2 separate regions of the Mus musculus genome follow, and region 2 is linked to region 1. Evidence: chromatin loops called from intact Hi-C (ENCODE). Cell type or tissue: left cerebral cortex. All regions are shown on one strand.

Region 1 (8,000 bases):
CGGGCGGCACACTGGGATGGCACTGCTTTCTATATTGATCTGCACGTTCAAAGCAATTGCTGTAAAATCCCTATGACATTTTTTTCCAGAAAAGCTCACAGCTGCTCCTGAAATACATATGGAAATACAAGTCCTCCCAAATAGTCTAGTCAAAACAATCTTCAGAAAGAACAAACATGGAAGATTCACATTTCCATATTTTAATCCTTCCTAGGAAACTATCATAAACAACATATTGTCATTCTAACATAAAGACAGACACACACAGCTCAATAAAACAGCATTGTGAGTCCCTGCATCTGTCAAAGAGATTTTTCAAGCAGCATATCAAGACCATTTAATGGAGAAAGAATTGGCTTCTCAATGTACGTGTGCAACTAAGCATATAACAACTAAGAACATAAAAGAATGAAGGGAGTTGTATCCTTGCCACATAATATATTTAGCAATTAGCTCAAAGATCTAAACATAAATAGCTCAAACTATCACCTTTAGAATGAAAGACAAATGTAAATCTCCATACACATGCATTAGTTAATTTTCTTAGGCAGCATACCAAGATCACCAGACAATGAAAAAAGAAAGATTAATTTTATTCCACCTAATTTTAACCTGCTTTCTGCTGCGTATTGCAATACCCGGAGGTGAAAAGGCATTGTAGAGTGAGAAACAATATGCACATATATTCAGTATCTGATAAGGATCTAGCAATGGTGGTGTATTTTTAAAACAAACAAACAAACAAACAAAAACAAAAACTCACTGGTGTGGTGCAGTGTGGTGGCATGAACTTGCAATCTCAGCACTTGGAAGGGAGAAGCATCTTACATCTGTGAGTTTGAAGCCAGCCTGTTCTATAAAGTGGATTCAAACCATCCAGGAATACATAGTAAGACCCTGTCTTAAAAACCAAAACTCTCTAACAATCCCCAAAATAAAGAAAATGCTGTAATTTTTAAAGTCATGTGAGATTTGAGCAGATAGTTCTTCAAAGCAGATGTAGAAAAAGCCAATGATGACAGAAAAATGATGCTCAGACCTCAAGAGTCTTTAAGAAAACTTGGATCAAAACAACCACATATCATGATCCATGGCTGAAGTTTTATTCCTATATGCTTAGAGGCAAGAATTCTCCTAGGAAGACTCAAAACAATCTATTCATGGAAGATAGAAAGCCCATGGAACTAAAGTACAAGTCCATCAAAGTACAACTTGGGGAACCAATGAGTTATATTGGTGTTAGTTACAGGAATATGGGGGAGGGGTAATTTACAGGAACAGAAATGACTCAAAGGCAACCATAGCATGGATGACAGCTCAAAACTGCTGGGAAGCTGGAGAGGTTTACACAGACTGCAGGCTGGTTCAGAAGCCTGGGGCAGAGCCTAAAGTATGTTTCAGTCAATATTCATCATGACAGAAGAAGCTGTCTCCTCAGATACCAATAGGAATACAGACTGAAGAGTGGCCTTTCCAAGTGACTCTGTTGTTCTAAATATATTCAAGGCAGCTTGACTGGTTCCTGCCTCTTTCAGGCTTCTGGTCTTTTCTCAGAGTCTATTCTGCTCTGCAACTCTGAAAGTCTTCTTTGCATTGGGTTTGTCTGAGAGAGACTCTCAGTGGCCTATGACATTTATTCTTGAGAGGGAGGGTTTTGGTGAATTTGGTCAGTTTCAGGAACTTCCTGGTGCTGTTTTAAGCTGTTAAGTTTCTTAAGGAGTTGCCTGAAGAATGTTTCAATCTTAGAACACTGCCACATAATTCTATAAAAGCATGGCACTTACATAAATTACCTTCTGATTAATTAAATTGTTTTGGTGATCTACTAGACTACACATTTCTACACTGTAAATTTTGTGAACTCTAAATACCTTCTACTAAGATCGTGTTGAATATGTCAGTGCATCTGCTCTGGGTTCATTCTCTTCCCTCTGATATCAGCTATAATGGAATAGAATCATGTTCTGTGTTATTTTCCTTGTCAGTATGTATTCCTATTGGTATCTGAGGAGACAGCTTCTTCTGTCATGATGAATATTGACTGAAACATACTTTAGGCTCCGCCCCAGGCTTCTGAACCAGATAACTTCCGGAAATCTACCATCTTCTGAGGAAGATAGTATCTGACCTCATTTTTGTTCTGCCACATCCATAGACACCTACACTAGACTATCCCTGTGCTGCTGGAATGTTGTCACTCTCTATGAAAATAACCTGTTAAAACTACTCAACCAAACTCTTATACCTAAAACTCAATCCTTAGAACACTTTTACTTCTTTGTCATGTTCTCAAGACTTTATTTGGAGGAGACACATCTTTTTTATGTAAAGTTTCTCTCCAACCACAAAGATGTGAAAAATGAAGTGACTTGACCAGGATGAGTGTCATGGTGTCCTAGTTAATGAGGTGCTGGTGGTGACTTATGTCTGTATTTCTGTAAGTCTTTGCCTTCACCGATGACAGGGCCCTCATATGCTCTACCCTTGTTGGGGCTCAATCAGTATTTACCAGCATCCAAGTGCTCTTCTGCAATATCGAATGAACAGATCATGACTCGACTTTCCATGCCCTTACCCTTGTCCAAAACTCATTTCTCTGTCTAGTATGACAATTTTTGCTTTGAACAGCAAAGATTGTGGTTGAGTTGCAAATTTGAGAAAGCAGAAGCTAGGGAATATCATTTTGCAATCAAGACAGAGACATCTGATCGATCCATCATCAGTATTTACAGCACGGATGAAACTAGCTTTATGTTAGAATGTTCAAAACACTCAGGTAAAAACAGTGAAGAAAAAGTATGGTTTTTAAAGTGTTATTCATGTACCAAGTGGCACACGACTTTAATCCCAGCACTTGGGAGGCAGAGGCGGGTGGATTTCTGAGTTCGAGGCAGACTTGGTCTACAAAGTGAGTTCCAGGACAGCCAGGGCTATGCAGAGAAACCCTGTCTCCAAAAAACCAAAAAGAAAAGAAAAAAAAAATTGCAATATTGCACAATAAAAACTCTTTTGATTGAAGCTGATAGTACTAAGAAAAGGTAACAACTGATTTTTAAAATTAGCTTAAATCGATGATCATAAGAAACATTCTTCCCTTTCAAAGTATTAGCTGTCCTATGAGACTTCATAACTAATATCAGAACCTTTTGATTTGCCTGAAGGATTTACCTAGACGGCTATTTGACCCAGTCTAGATTTACAATGAGGGTACCCCAGTTTAGAAGTCTGAGTAAATAGCACACTATATTTATCTTAATTTTGTTGTGTCTAGGGAAACAGGATTCTGAATCAGCTTCTCACTGGGTACAACAGTTTTGTTGTTGTTTTGTTTTTTATTAATTATTTTATTTATTCACATTCCAAGTGTTGACCCCATCCCAGTACCCCCTCCACAAGACCCCAGTGCTATCACTCCTCTTCTTTGCCTCTAAGAGGATAGTACCCCACCCACACACCCACTCCCACCACACCCCTCTAGCATCCCCCTTCTCTGGGGCATCAGTTCTCTATAGGACCAAGCCCATCCCCTCCCACTGAGGCCAGACAAGGCAGTCCTCTGCTACATATGTAGCTGGGGCCACAGACCAGCCCATGCATGCTCTTTGGTTGGTGGCTTAGTCTCCGGGAGCTCTGTTGTTCTTCCTATGGGGTTGCCATCCCCTTCAGCTCCTTCAGTCCTTCCCCTAACTCTTCCATAGGGGTCCCCGACTTCAGTCTAGAGGTTGGCTAAAAGTGACTGCTGCTTACTTACTTTTTTTGACCTTTACAAAAACTGAGACACACGTTCAGAGTTTATGTCGGCTTCCTCTACCCCCTTAGAATTATTCAGTACAAACTACACAATACTATAATCTATGTTCCACTTTCTGAGATCATCCTGGGTTTCGGTTTTTCCTCTCTGCAAACTTAATTTTGATAAGAGTTCTTAGGATTTCAATGAACAGTTACTGTGCTCGCAAAGTAACACTGCACCTATTTTAAACCATCAGAGGGGATTATAACATACTCTTTGTTTGAAATGCTGAGACAAATTATCTTGGGGTGTTTCAATGCTTTATATGACCACTTATTACCTACTTTGTGTGTGTAACCTAGTAGGGAAATGCTCTTGGAACAAATAGAAACTTAGATGCCAGAGACATCATCAGGCAACAACTGAGGTATATAACAGGGATTTTCCATTTTGTTGGAGCTTTCTATCTGATGCTTCAACGCCTTTGAAAAGCATATTGTTATGATTTTCCCTTTGTTCTGTTACTAAAAATGCCCCATGAAACGATTGCATCTTTGGAAGAGAGTATTTGGGCTAATTGGAATCTAGTTCTCTAACCATAGGCATCCCTGCTTGACTCCAGAATAAACTCTTCTTATTCCTTTTGAGAGCCAGTTGATGATGTTGAGAAGAGTGAATAGCAAATATCTGGGGTGAAGTGATCGAGTAGGTCATATATCGTTCATTACAATCCTACAAGGAGTCTACCACAATTCAGCTTCTGAAGGACTTAACGAAAGAGAGAGGTGACAGGTGACTGACCCAAGGACTGTAGACTGCCCAGCACATCCCTTAGGTGGAAAAGCCACAGGTGATAGTGCTCCACTCTCCCCTGCCCCACCTTTGGCAGTACGCATGCGCAGCGTCCTCCCGAGTCCCTTCCTGTGTTTGTGTTTGCATCCGGGTTCTCAGGCTTCCTCAGTCCTCACCGGCTGGAGTCGCTGGCGGGTTGCTGGGTGTGTTAGCTCCGGCTCTTCGGTCGTTGGATGAGGCTGTAGGTCCGCCGGTGAGTTTAGGGGGGACACAGCTCCGAAGCGGGGCTTGGACGCGGCTCGTTGTCGCAGATTCCCGGACCCGGAGTGAAGTCTAGCAGGGCTTGGGCGCCCCTGCCTGACGCCCCTGAGCCCGGGGTGTGCAATCGGCCTTAGCCGAGCCACGGGAGGTTTCCAGCGCCGGTCCGCCCCCTGTCCTCACTCTGCCGCGGGCTGCTTAGGGTAGAGCAGTCCTGGCCCAGCGCAGGCAGATCTGGGGAGGGGGTTGCAGAAGCTCAGCACTGCAGCTCAGCACACCCCGTGCGTGGATTGTTGGGCTGCCCAAAGCTGTGAAAGTTCCGCAGTGTAGAAGTTACCTCCCCATAGAGAGTTCAGGGACTTGGGTTCAGCCAGTTTCCCTGGGGTGCCCTGCCCAAATGAATCGGCACCTGCAGTAAGCACTTAAAGACAAATTGGCGTTTGTTTGTTTAAATGCTACCTGGCCACGATGCCGAATCAGAAAGCATCCACAGTTGAGGTTTCTGATGACTGTAAAACAAGGAAAAGGAGCGTATTCGACATCTGAATAAAAATAATTTATACTGAGTGAGGGGGGTTCACTGAGAAATTTTGGAGGTGAACTCCCTTAAGAGCACTCCCTTCAGAGTAAAAACCAAACAATTTGCCTGACCTTTGGTTGCTTCCTTGCAGTGTTTCTCATTTTAGCTCAAGTGCATGAATACACTGTGATACCTAACTGGTTCTCTGACTCCTTTTAAGATCTACTGGAGCCAAGGAGAGGGGCCCAGAGTCTTTTACAAGTTATTATTAGTGATTCCATATGGATAAAACATTTGAAATGTGTTTTAAGTCCAGTTCCCTCCAAAACGTAATAGCTTTGTAACTTCTGCAGTATTTGAGTTGCAGTTTCTACCTCGAAAGTGGGGGATAACCAGAAATTCAGAAAGTATTAAGTTAATCGAATACTCTAAAGCAACAGGGTCAACTCATTAAATGTGTGCCTGTGGAGCCTCGTTTAGTGTTTAACACGGAGTGAGCCCTGGCACGTGTGAAAAACTTAGATATACCGGAGCGCTGTGAAGTTCTTTTTCTGGTCCTTACTGTTTTTTGGTTTTTTTTTTTTTTTTTTTTTTTGTTTGTTTGTTTTTTCTTCTGGTTGTTTGTTGAATAATCATATTAGAAGTACATATCTGTGAGAGCCAGCCGTTGTTTAGGAGTTTTGGATATAACTCTGAAGTTATTTTTGATGTTAGATTATTAATAGACATAAATGAAGACAGCGTTCCTTTGTGAGGCTGAGTTTTAAAAACTCCATGACTTCTTTCCTATAAACGCTGCTCATCTCTTATTATTGTCCCAGAATTCTAGATTATAGTGATCATACTTTTTTTGTTGTTTTAGAATTCTAAGTCCTGTTCTTAAGAATATCATTTAGTTTCCATGTATTGGTTATTAGACGTTCTGTTCCTGTTGGCTTACACAGTTTGATTTAGTATTCTGTGTAAAGTGCCTTTACTGAACAGGAATGCTGAAGCCACCATGTCATTGAATGGTCAGTGTTGGTGAGTGACATATTTAAACGTGAAAATAGAAATTTAAAACTGAGACTTGTGCTTCTTGCATATAGGATATATAAGTTTCTTAGTAATATTTTTTTAAGTAAAAGAGTAAGCACTTCGGTCCTAAATTTGCATTTTTGTGAAGAATTTCTCTTCCAAGAGACCAGCACTTTCAGTCAAGTATGATCTTATAAAATCCTTTCCCTGCATTTTGTGTGTGTGTGTTTGCTTGTGCGTGCTTATGAGCATGCACATTCGATATCTCAATGGTATATAAAGAATGATGCTGAAAATTATTTCTGGTGGGATTTAAACATGTTTCACAGAACAGAAATTTGATCATTATGGTATTCTTAGCAGAAATTCTGGATTTTGGTAAGTAATTTAAAGGCACTAAAGCTTTCTAGTACTGAACTTGTAGTTAAGAAATGATAGGTTTTTGTTGTTGTTTTGGTTTTGTTCAGGGATGGCTGCTTTGATAAGAGAATATAATATACTTGTATATAGTGTAGTGTGATGGCTTCATTTGGATTTGAATTCTGTTGTGTCACTGATGTGACCACAGACAAGTCATGTGAGTCCATGTTCTCTTCACAAGATTGTTATGGATTAATATATACATCTAAATGACCTAACTCAAAATGCCAGAAGCTCAGTGCGTTTTTGACAAAAAAGAGTGCTATTCCTACTGTTCCCGGTAGTAATTGTATTGTACTGTTTCAGGTATGCATTGTATTTTATGTGTGTATGCCCTCCTTAAGTATTGCTCTTTTTTAAAATCAACATATCATATACTGTGTGTCTGAACAATGTCTAAAGTACTCTATGAATTTCCACAGGTTTCAACCTCTTGGACCGAGAGCTGTGCATCACCCATAATGAGGCTTGTAATTCTTGATAACTATGACTTGGCCAGCGAATGGGCAGCCAAGTACATCTGCAATCGTATCATAAAATTCAAACCCGGACAGGACAGGTACTTTTCCCTGGGCTTACCAACAGGTATAAACCATACTTTTTATTTTTATATACTCACATTATGTACAGTTGTGGAAGAAATAGGGTCTTTCTTCGTAAACTACTTCTAATTTCTGAACATATTAGTATATAAAGCCAGAAGTATTTGCAGTCTGCTGCACTATCTACATATGGATTCTATTTGTTAAAATTCTATTTTACCTTCTACTCCAAAAATTGCAGTCTCAAGAAGGATCCTGCTTTAAATGATGACAGTGATATTTCTGCATCCTTTTCTAGTACTCTTGAGTTTCTAGGACACCGCCTTCATCAGTCCTGATTTCTTACAGCTCGTTTATGACTAACAGGTGATGACTCAGTTTCGCATTGCTACTTTTTTGACTCCATGTTACCTTTATTATGAGCTCTTCTCTTCTTAGGCTTTTAATTTTTATCCTTCTGTGATAGAAGTATTTCAAGTGAGAATTGTAAAAGCCCTTGTTGCTTTATCACAGAAATAAACCCCCATACCAACTACATGTGTCGGCTTTACTTCTCAGCGTTGCCTTTTTAAAACGATCACTTGACCACGGGGTACTTTTATATGGATAGGTTTGGAGACACTGAGACTCAGAACTGAGTGTTAATGGCTGCAGTGTATTCATTCTACATACCTTGAGCTTTGGATTCCTTCCATGCACAGAAGATAACATAGTCATA
Region 2 (8,000 bases), 1.5 Mb before region 1:
TTTAAGAAGTTAAATGCTCATTGGCAACGTGGTGGCTTATGGTTTAAAAGGAACAGCCTGAAATATTTCTATTGTAAGTGTCTTCCTCTCTTCCCATAATCTTCAAAGGAAAGCTAAAATTTACTGTAGATTAGCACTGCCCGTTAGGAAAACTGCATCATCTAGTAAAAAAAAAATCTTGTGTGTGTGTGTGTGTGTGTGTGTGTGTGTGTGTGTGTGTGTGTGTGCTCAACTACCAAATGGTACATATTGACTCTGAATGTAAAATAACAGAGTCGTACAAGCTTAGGACACTCTCCCTTTTCTCCTTTTATAGTGTCTCACATTTATGAAAACTTCTGAGAAAAAAAGATAAAGAGCGGCTCTGGTTTGCCTGAGTAGAATGTTCCTAAGATTCAGTTTCCTGCACAGTACAAAAAGGAATGCATCTTTCTTTTCTTTTTCATTGGTTTCCTTTTTCTTTTTCTGTTCATGTTGCACGGTTCGATTTTATCGCCCCAGATAAAGCGGAAGGAAACATCAGACAGATCAAACACAGAATTCTCAAAGTGTATGATAGGTTTGGAATTACAAGTCCCTGCCAAGAAAAAGCCCTAAAGGGGGGAAAACCTCAAACTGCTCCATCTCGTTCCTGTCTGCAATGGAAAGAAGGCAGCAGGTTCCTTAGCTCAGGGCTAACATAAACTTTTTATAGCTCTTAGACTGAATCTTGAGCACCAGGTAAGGAGAATGCCTGGACAAAGAGATTAGGGTAAAGCATTGCTGAAAGAAAGCAGGGGGTTTTCCTGAAGGGTAAGGTCAGCATAGGGCCCTCACTGATCCGCTTTGGGCAAGTCTCCAGACCTCCTAGCTTGAGGGGAAACTGGTCCTAATTATGGGAGCGCTGAGCAAAGAGAGGTACATCCAGAGGGCTAAGGAAATCAAAGAAACTTCCTGCTGTGTAATTCCACGTAACGTGCGTTTAACATGGTCCTGCGTGGATGCGCTGATGACTAAGTAAAGGCGTGATTAGCCCCTTCGCCCTCCAGTGGGAGCCATACATCGTTACCTCTTCCAGGCAACCACGTCGCTCCACTAGGGATGATGTCGGGGGACGAGCGGCAGGGAGCCGCCCGTGGGACCTAGGGCCTCACAAACACACACCATTCACAGTTCAGCACCCACACTCACCAGCAGCCGCCCCCTAACCCTTACACCAGGAAGCTCACTGCCTCCAGCTCCAGGCAGGGTGTGGGCTCCACTCCTCCAGCGCGGTGTGGGCGCGGGCAGCGGCGCTCCCAGGCGCACTGTGGTGCCCCGCGCTACCCCGGCTGTGCTGCCCCAGGTGCCCAGAGGGCGGCGGTGGCTTGGCCAGGATTGGGGTGGGGGATAAGGGGTCCCCTATTCCCTGGAACCTTCTTAATCCTCTTCCTTGGGCTAGCTCCTCCTCCTCCAGGCGCGGGGCTCGTGCCCGCTGCTGCCTGCCTGCGCGCATCGCGCCTCCGCGCCCCCACCCCGGCTCCTGCGATCGCTACTCCCTCCTCCTCTTCCTCCTCCTCCTCCTCCGCCCATCACCGCCACTACGGACGCCTTCGCCGCCTACTCCTCGCGCGGCCACGACTCCTCAAGCTCTCTGCTACAGCTTCCACCGGCCCATCCATTCGTTTGCTGCCTGGTCTTTAGGCTGCTGCAGTCTCTCTCTCTCTCTCTCTCTCTCTCTCTCTCTCTCTCTCTCTCTCTCTCTCTCTCTCTCTCTCTCTCTCTCTCAAGTTTCTGTGGAAACAGATTCAAAGCCACTGGAGGAAAACATCTACTACTTCTACTAGCTGTTCAGGTAGGGTCGCAGACGTTGGTGGCAGCGGGGGTAACCTTTGCTCATTCCCCTCTGCTTCGCCAGCATGCCACCCCCACCCCACCAACCCACTCCACTCTTCATGCTCCTTCGACACGGAGGCTCAGGTTCTCCTAGTCTCTCCATCCTCCAAGATCGAATTCCAATGTCCCTCCCCAGAAACGTATATTCGCAACTACAATAAAAATCCAAGAGCCAGTCCGGCGGCTGCACGCTGGCCCGGCTCTTTTACAGTCTCCAACTTTGCACACACTGGCAGCGCTGCCTGCCTGCTCAGCGGCGTCTGATCCGGAGCCTCACGCTCCTTTGGTAGTCTTGGCTCAGAGCAGCTGTCAAATGCATAGTTCGCAGCACTTGATTTCCACCCTGCTGCCTCTTGAACATGGACGTGGGCAAATGTGAAAGGGCAGGGCGAATGATTTGGATTTGATTTTCTATTTTTTTTTTTTTTTGAGGGTGTGATGGTGGTTGTTGTTGAGTAAAGTGAAGACGTGAGTACCACAATTAACTGTAAGGAAAAGATAGAAATGAAAAAGTAGCCTGCTTGCTGCCAGCTTTTTCCTGCTGTCGTTGCGGAGGTGATCTTCCTTGAGAGGGTGAGGCGTGGAGTATCCATCTCCCCACCTCTTTCGCACACACTCCTCCAACCTATTTCTTCATCAGCTACTGTGTCAGTTTAGAGTCCCGGGTTGTCATTTTATGCGTGCATAACGATTTTTTTTTTTTCAGAGGATGGGACTGGGGAAGTTATAGGCAGAGGAAAATGTATTAGTGGTGTAATCTTTCCATTAAAAAAATCCTTTCCCATTGCCTGTCATCCAGTCCTATACCTAGTAGACAGGAGTAACATCCCCTCCTAATTGAAATGAAATTCTTTTGGGTTATTGGCTTGGTAGGATGAGAACAAATTTAATTTAATTTTGTTTTTTCTTCCATAGCTTTGGCAACAAGAAGATGAAGACAAAATTGAGCACATGCAATGTATGGTCTCTGCTGCTTGTTCTTCTGGTGTGGGACCCAGTCAGGTGAAGCATTGTTTTTGATTTCTTCATTCCAGGTCTAGGATGATTTTTAAGTGACACAACTGTATCCACACTCTTTAAAAGACTAGGTATTTTGAGGAATTATCAATTATTTTAGTGGAAATGGATTGTACAGGAAATTGTCGTACTAAGTGTCTGAAACTCTAAAAAGTTTGCTGATTTTTTTTTAAGCAGCCAAACACACACACACACACAACAAAAATGAATGGGATTTTTTTTTTCTATTTGAGGCATTTAATTGAAGAAGCGACTACCCTATCAGGGATATATTAGTTTAAAGAATGCCTGTCGTTAAGGTGTTCATAGTTATACTAAATTCTGGTAAGGAAGCTAAGCCGTCCTTGGAACACACAGAAAAAAAAAAATCAGCTAAATGATTTAAGTGGCAACTTAGGCTTTTTCTTTTCTTTCTGTTTCTTTCTTTGCATTTTGTATTGAGCCACTGGGGCTTCTATAGACAGAGTAGGAAACCTAACTGGTATGTGAGTCTGAGACCTGTAGGTGGAGGCAGCACACAACTAGACAATCACAAACATCGAAACAAAAGCTGATTTATGAGCCAACTTTTCATCTTATTAATTTAGAGATAATTTGTTTTTCAGTTGGTTAATGACCAAAAGAGTGGTTTCTTAAAATGTGTGAATTTTCTTTTGCCTATTATCTACACAGAAATTAGTTTGATTGCTTTAAGTAATATCATTAATTGTCGTTTTCTCTGATTTTTTAAATAAAACCAGCAGTGGGTATATTTCATTGAATGCATGTATAGGGAATGGTTTTAAACCCAAGAAAAATTAAAATACAAATTTTGTTATAATTCTTCTGTAGCTATTACTCTTTAATAATTCCCCTTATGAGTTCTAACAAAATAATGTTTAAGATATTTTGGAACAGAAAAGAAATCTGTTTGGAAATACTTCACTTAACTGGGAAATGCCATCTATGACTAAATATTGACTTTAGAAAGATAATCTGAACTATAACTGAGAAACAAACACCTCAGGTGAAACACTTCAGCTAGACTCTTGTGACTATCTTAGGGACTGGCTTTAAAAATTAGAATGAGAAACTTTTGAAGGTAGAGTATATGAATTGATATTCTTACATAACTTGAAGATGTCCATCTTCATGTCCACACTTCAACACTCCCTCTGTTCTTCAAAATTCCAGCTTGAAGTTTATTGCCAATTTTGGTGTATTATAAGTATTGTTAGCTTCTGGTTCTGCATTCATTTAAATGTAAATGGTCTCTGTCGCTGATGTTTTATATGATATATATTGACTAGAATGGAAGTACACACACTCCCTGACTTTAAAGGCTTAGGCATTCACTTATCAATGAATAAGACCCAAGACCCAGTGCTGACAGCTTAACTAAATATCACTCTACTCATTTTCTGTTCTATATTTGACCCAATAATGTTCATGGCAGTATTTTATTCTATTATATAAATGATTCCTTTTTGGGGACAGTAATTTAAATCTCTGAATCATTCCGAGAAAAAATGGCAATGAGAGGGGACACTCTGTTTTATACATTCAGTTTATTTGACCAAATTGCTGTCACAAAATCAGGTTTCTGGCTTTATGATGGAGAAATCATGAAGAAAAATCACTGCCTCTAAAGCTTTGCTAGGGGTGTTTTAAGACCCCTTTTCTTGCCACAAATTTATCACCAGAGAAAGGCTAACTGGACACTTTTATCTTTATGTAGCCCCTTATTACTTCTCTGAGACCACTCAAAGGACCTGGCCTTCTTAGAGTCTGTGAGGGTGTGTGTTGCTCTTGCCTTCAGACCCCATCTCCATCTCCTGGCTACACTGGAGCTTGGCAACCTGCCAGTGGAGTTCCCCTGATGTCTATATTATGCTTGGCCATTGGGTGGAGGTATATCCCAAGTGAGGAAATTACTTTCATCTAAAACTGTGAAAGACATAAGAGAACAAGAATGCTATGTATAAGAATGACAGGGAATTTTTGTGCCACCAAGATAACAGTTTATTTTCCAATTAATAGTCACAACACTGAAGAATTACTTCAGAAGTTTCTCTAGTTATTTCATTCATCTAATTGCAAAGCAATCTTGTTGATAATGCCTACATATGAGAATCAACAAATATGGTGTGTTCTAAAGAGGAGACATTAAGATTATAGCTCATACAGAATAACAAATGCTAGAAGTCTCAAAGGTGTTACCATTATTCTTTTGATATTTACTGTTTCTTTTTTGAAACAGAATACTTACCTTCCCAGCAAGTTTAGTGCTATTTATAGAGTGAAAAAGAGAAAGAAATGTATGTCACTAATGGCTGAAGGAGCCTTAAATTAAGTTAAATTCAGATCAAGGAGAAAGAGCATTTTGGCGCTTAGCCAAACACTGTATGTACATATATGATATATACAAATGTGTAAAATTATCTGTTTAGGTTGGTGCTGGCTAACATCCAAGAAGATGAGGCTAAAAATAACATCACCATCTTTACAAGAATTCTAGACAGACTTCTGGATGGTTATGATAATCGGCTTAGACCAGGACTGGGAGGTAAAAATAGTTTTCCTTTATTTTAAACCTTCAAAATACAATGGCTTTACAAGTTAAAGGTAAGGTGCTCATCTTAATGCACTCTATGCATGAAGAAATTGTCAAGTCTTTGAAGTCCTACAGAATGAAAAGTAAGAAAAACAAAATAAACATTATAACGTCCCTTTGCACATGTCTAACCTATTTAGCTATATATTGTGTAGAGTGCCCATATTCATATAGGGATGTGTGTGTGTGTGTGTGTGTGTGTGTGTGTGTGTGTGTGTGAACAGTTTTATAGTTAAATTATTGGAAACATCCTGTTTTCTATGCAGAGAATATATATTTGTATTATTTATCTGCTGTGCCTGTGTAGCATCAAATGCTACTAAATTATCACTTTTACAAATGCCTATCTTCAGATCAGCATAGATTACACAATAATCAGAGAAATAAAGATGTTGCAAATATGTAGTGGCTGTAATCCTACTTTACAAAGTTGAAACAGTTGAATTTCAGGCTTCAACAACAATTTTCAAGTAAAAAAAAATGTTTTTTAAATCTAAGAAGTTATCGAAATTAGAGGAGGCTAGTGTGTTAAATGCCAATTAGTGTTCAGGATTGTTAAGTGACACTAAAGTTAGATACAAGTAAGCATAGGGATGGGACTGATAAAAATATCCCAAGCCAAGATATTGTTACTTATGAGTTTTAACAATGTTAAATGCTTGCCTATTTGTACACATATAGATATGTTACTTAAAATGTTAGTTAAAAACTATATATGATAAATATGCCCATGTACACATAATTATTGCAATGCTTAATTGATTCAAAAGTAAGACAAAATTAGCTCAACATTCCATGCCAGGTAGTGATGAGTACAGTTTCTGGTTGTTCCAGCATTAACAACTTTGTAAGGCTTCTCACAGGGTTTCTATTAAGTTGGGCCTGGTGACATACACACCTGTGGTTTCAGCATTTGGGAGATAGAGGTAAATTGTTCAGACATTAAAAGTCTTCCTTAGCTACACAGGGCGTTCCAGCCTGGGGTACCCATGACTTTGTCCAAACTTTATATTAAGTCAATGTGTGGAATTTTATATTAGTAATTAATTTGATAATAGACAGTTGTTAGGTTCTGAGTATCTCCCGAAATTGTACAGTATGTCTTCACAGTGGTAGGAAAACAGTCAAAGAGACCCAACCTGTTAAACAGTATGTCATTTAATTACATTTTGTTTTTCACATTAATTCTTGAGTAGCACATCAAATTTAAAAGAGGATCCAGGGAAGAACAATGTTTCAAAAATGACACAAGTGATACAGTGACAGGTTTTATTTCTAAGAGATTTTTTTTTTAGGAGAAAAAAAAAAGAAGAAGAAGAACATAAAATGGAGCACTGTATTTCCTTAATACTGGATATTTCTAAATAGTTGAAACAGAAATGGCTTGGAAATTATGATAGAAAATGTGCCAATAAACTATTACCACACTCATGTATTCTCTTGTAGAGAAAGAAACAAGTCTAACACAAAATTGTCCTAATCTGTAACGGTGGTTTATGATACGGATTGCACAAGGGCGGCTCGTTTATCTCAAACATAGAACTTTTTATCTTTAAATAAATTGCCTGGTGCAAAATAAGTTGTAAAATGTAACAGCTAGACCTTGAACTTCATTGTTTTTCAGTTCCAAAACAATCTTTGCTTCTGGGTTGCATGGCTGGGTAGAGGAAACTATGTATTTTCTCTTTCAGATATTTTATGATCTCTAATATTTAAATACTATTTCTTATATTAAAAATTCCATTTGCTCACATTTAAATATGAACCCCCACTGTCTTGTCGCTTGGTTTAATGGAATATAGTGTGTCATTTCTTAGGTTACTCTTTTCTTTTCTCCATCCCTTTGTCATGTTCATCTATTAATACTGCGTGATCTAATGACTCTTACCTGACTCTGCTTTACATGTCCCACTCTTTTCTCTTGATCCCACACTTCCGATGGTCCTAATTTGATAGATACCATTGATGGTACTTGATGGAGCATATATAGGTTGAGGGGCAACCTATATCTTCAGCCATGTTCTCCTCCACGCCCTGCCTACTAAGGCGCCAGAGCAGATAAGCCCTGTTACCTCTGATTAAAAGTGTATGCAAAAACACAGTCATAGTGTTGTGAAGGCTATCTTTCTGAAATACTGCTGTTGCAAAAAAATTGTTTTATACAGTAGCCAAAAACGAGTGATACCTAGGGGAAAGTATCAATCTCTTTTTATTTTTAATTAAAATGAACTAAACTTATTTGTTCAAGGATCATAAGCATTGGAATCATAATGGTGTAACCTCCACCTTTGAACTATGTAAATATTCTATTAAACAGAATAAAATATAATAACAACAAAGTGTATGTACTATGTGACTTGACTAGGAATCTTGTATAATACCATAGGCTACATAACATTTCAGCAAATGTTGTTTTCTTCCCCCTCCCCTGTCATAGGATCAAAAACTAAACAAAATAAAACAAACACATTCAAAAGAAAACCAAGTTTCCTGCAGTCTGCTTCTCGGGGAATATTTTCTGTGTTAAGTCACTTGC

Evidence for each region. Hi-C counts contacts between places; a loop is a spot of excess contacts. Peaks named below come from ENCODE experiments on the same cell type or tissue, not always from the same donor. Only the 100,000 strongest peaks of a DNase experiment are listed, where the experiment ranks them.
Region 2: a loop joins it to region 1, with 4 times the contacts of the local background. A loop is called at or near these places in 2 of 42 quality-filtered maps.

Annotation. Positions count from the first base shown.
Region 1 is chr5:69,588,986-69,596,985 of GRCm38, reverse strand. Gnpda2 (glucosamine-6-phosphate deaminase 2) reads left to right here and starts at 4,682. Exons shown (of 7, transcript NM_001038015.2): 1 at 4,682-4,778; 2 at 7,163-7,325. The coding sequence starts at 7,202. In left cerebral cortex, a CTCF peak has its summit at 4,703; DNase peaks (open chromatin) are centred at 4,667 and 7,636; H3K4me3 peaks cover 1,667 bases; H3K27ac peaks cover 877 bases.
Region 2 is chr5:71,089,388-71,097,387 of GRCm38, reverse strand. It overlaps Gabra2 (gamma-aminobutyric acid (GABA) A receptor, subunit alpha 2), which reads left to right and starts at 1,539. Exons shown (of 10, transcript NM_008066.4): 1 at 1,539-1,813; 2 at 2,770-2,856; 3 at 5,301-5,416. The coding sequence starts at 2,786. In left cerebral cortex, CTCF peaks have their summits at 1,067, 1,295, 3,373 (motif pointing right) and 4,757; DNase peaks (open chromatin) are centred at 3,346, 4,135, 4,711, 5,272 and 6 more places; H3K4me3 peaks cover 4,948 bases; H3K27ac peaks cover 3,663 bases.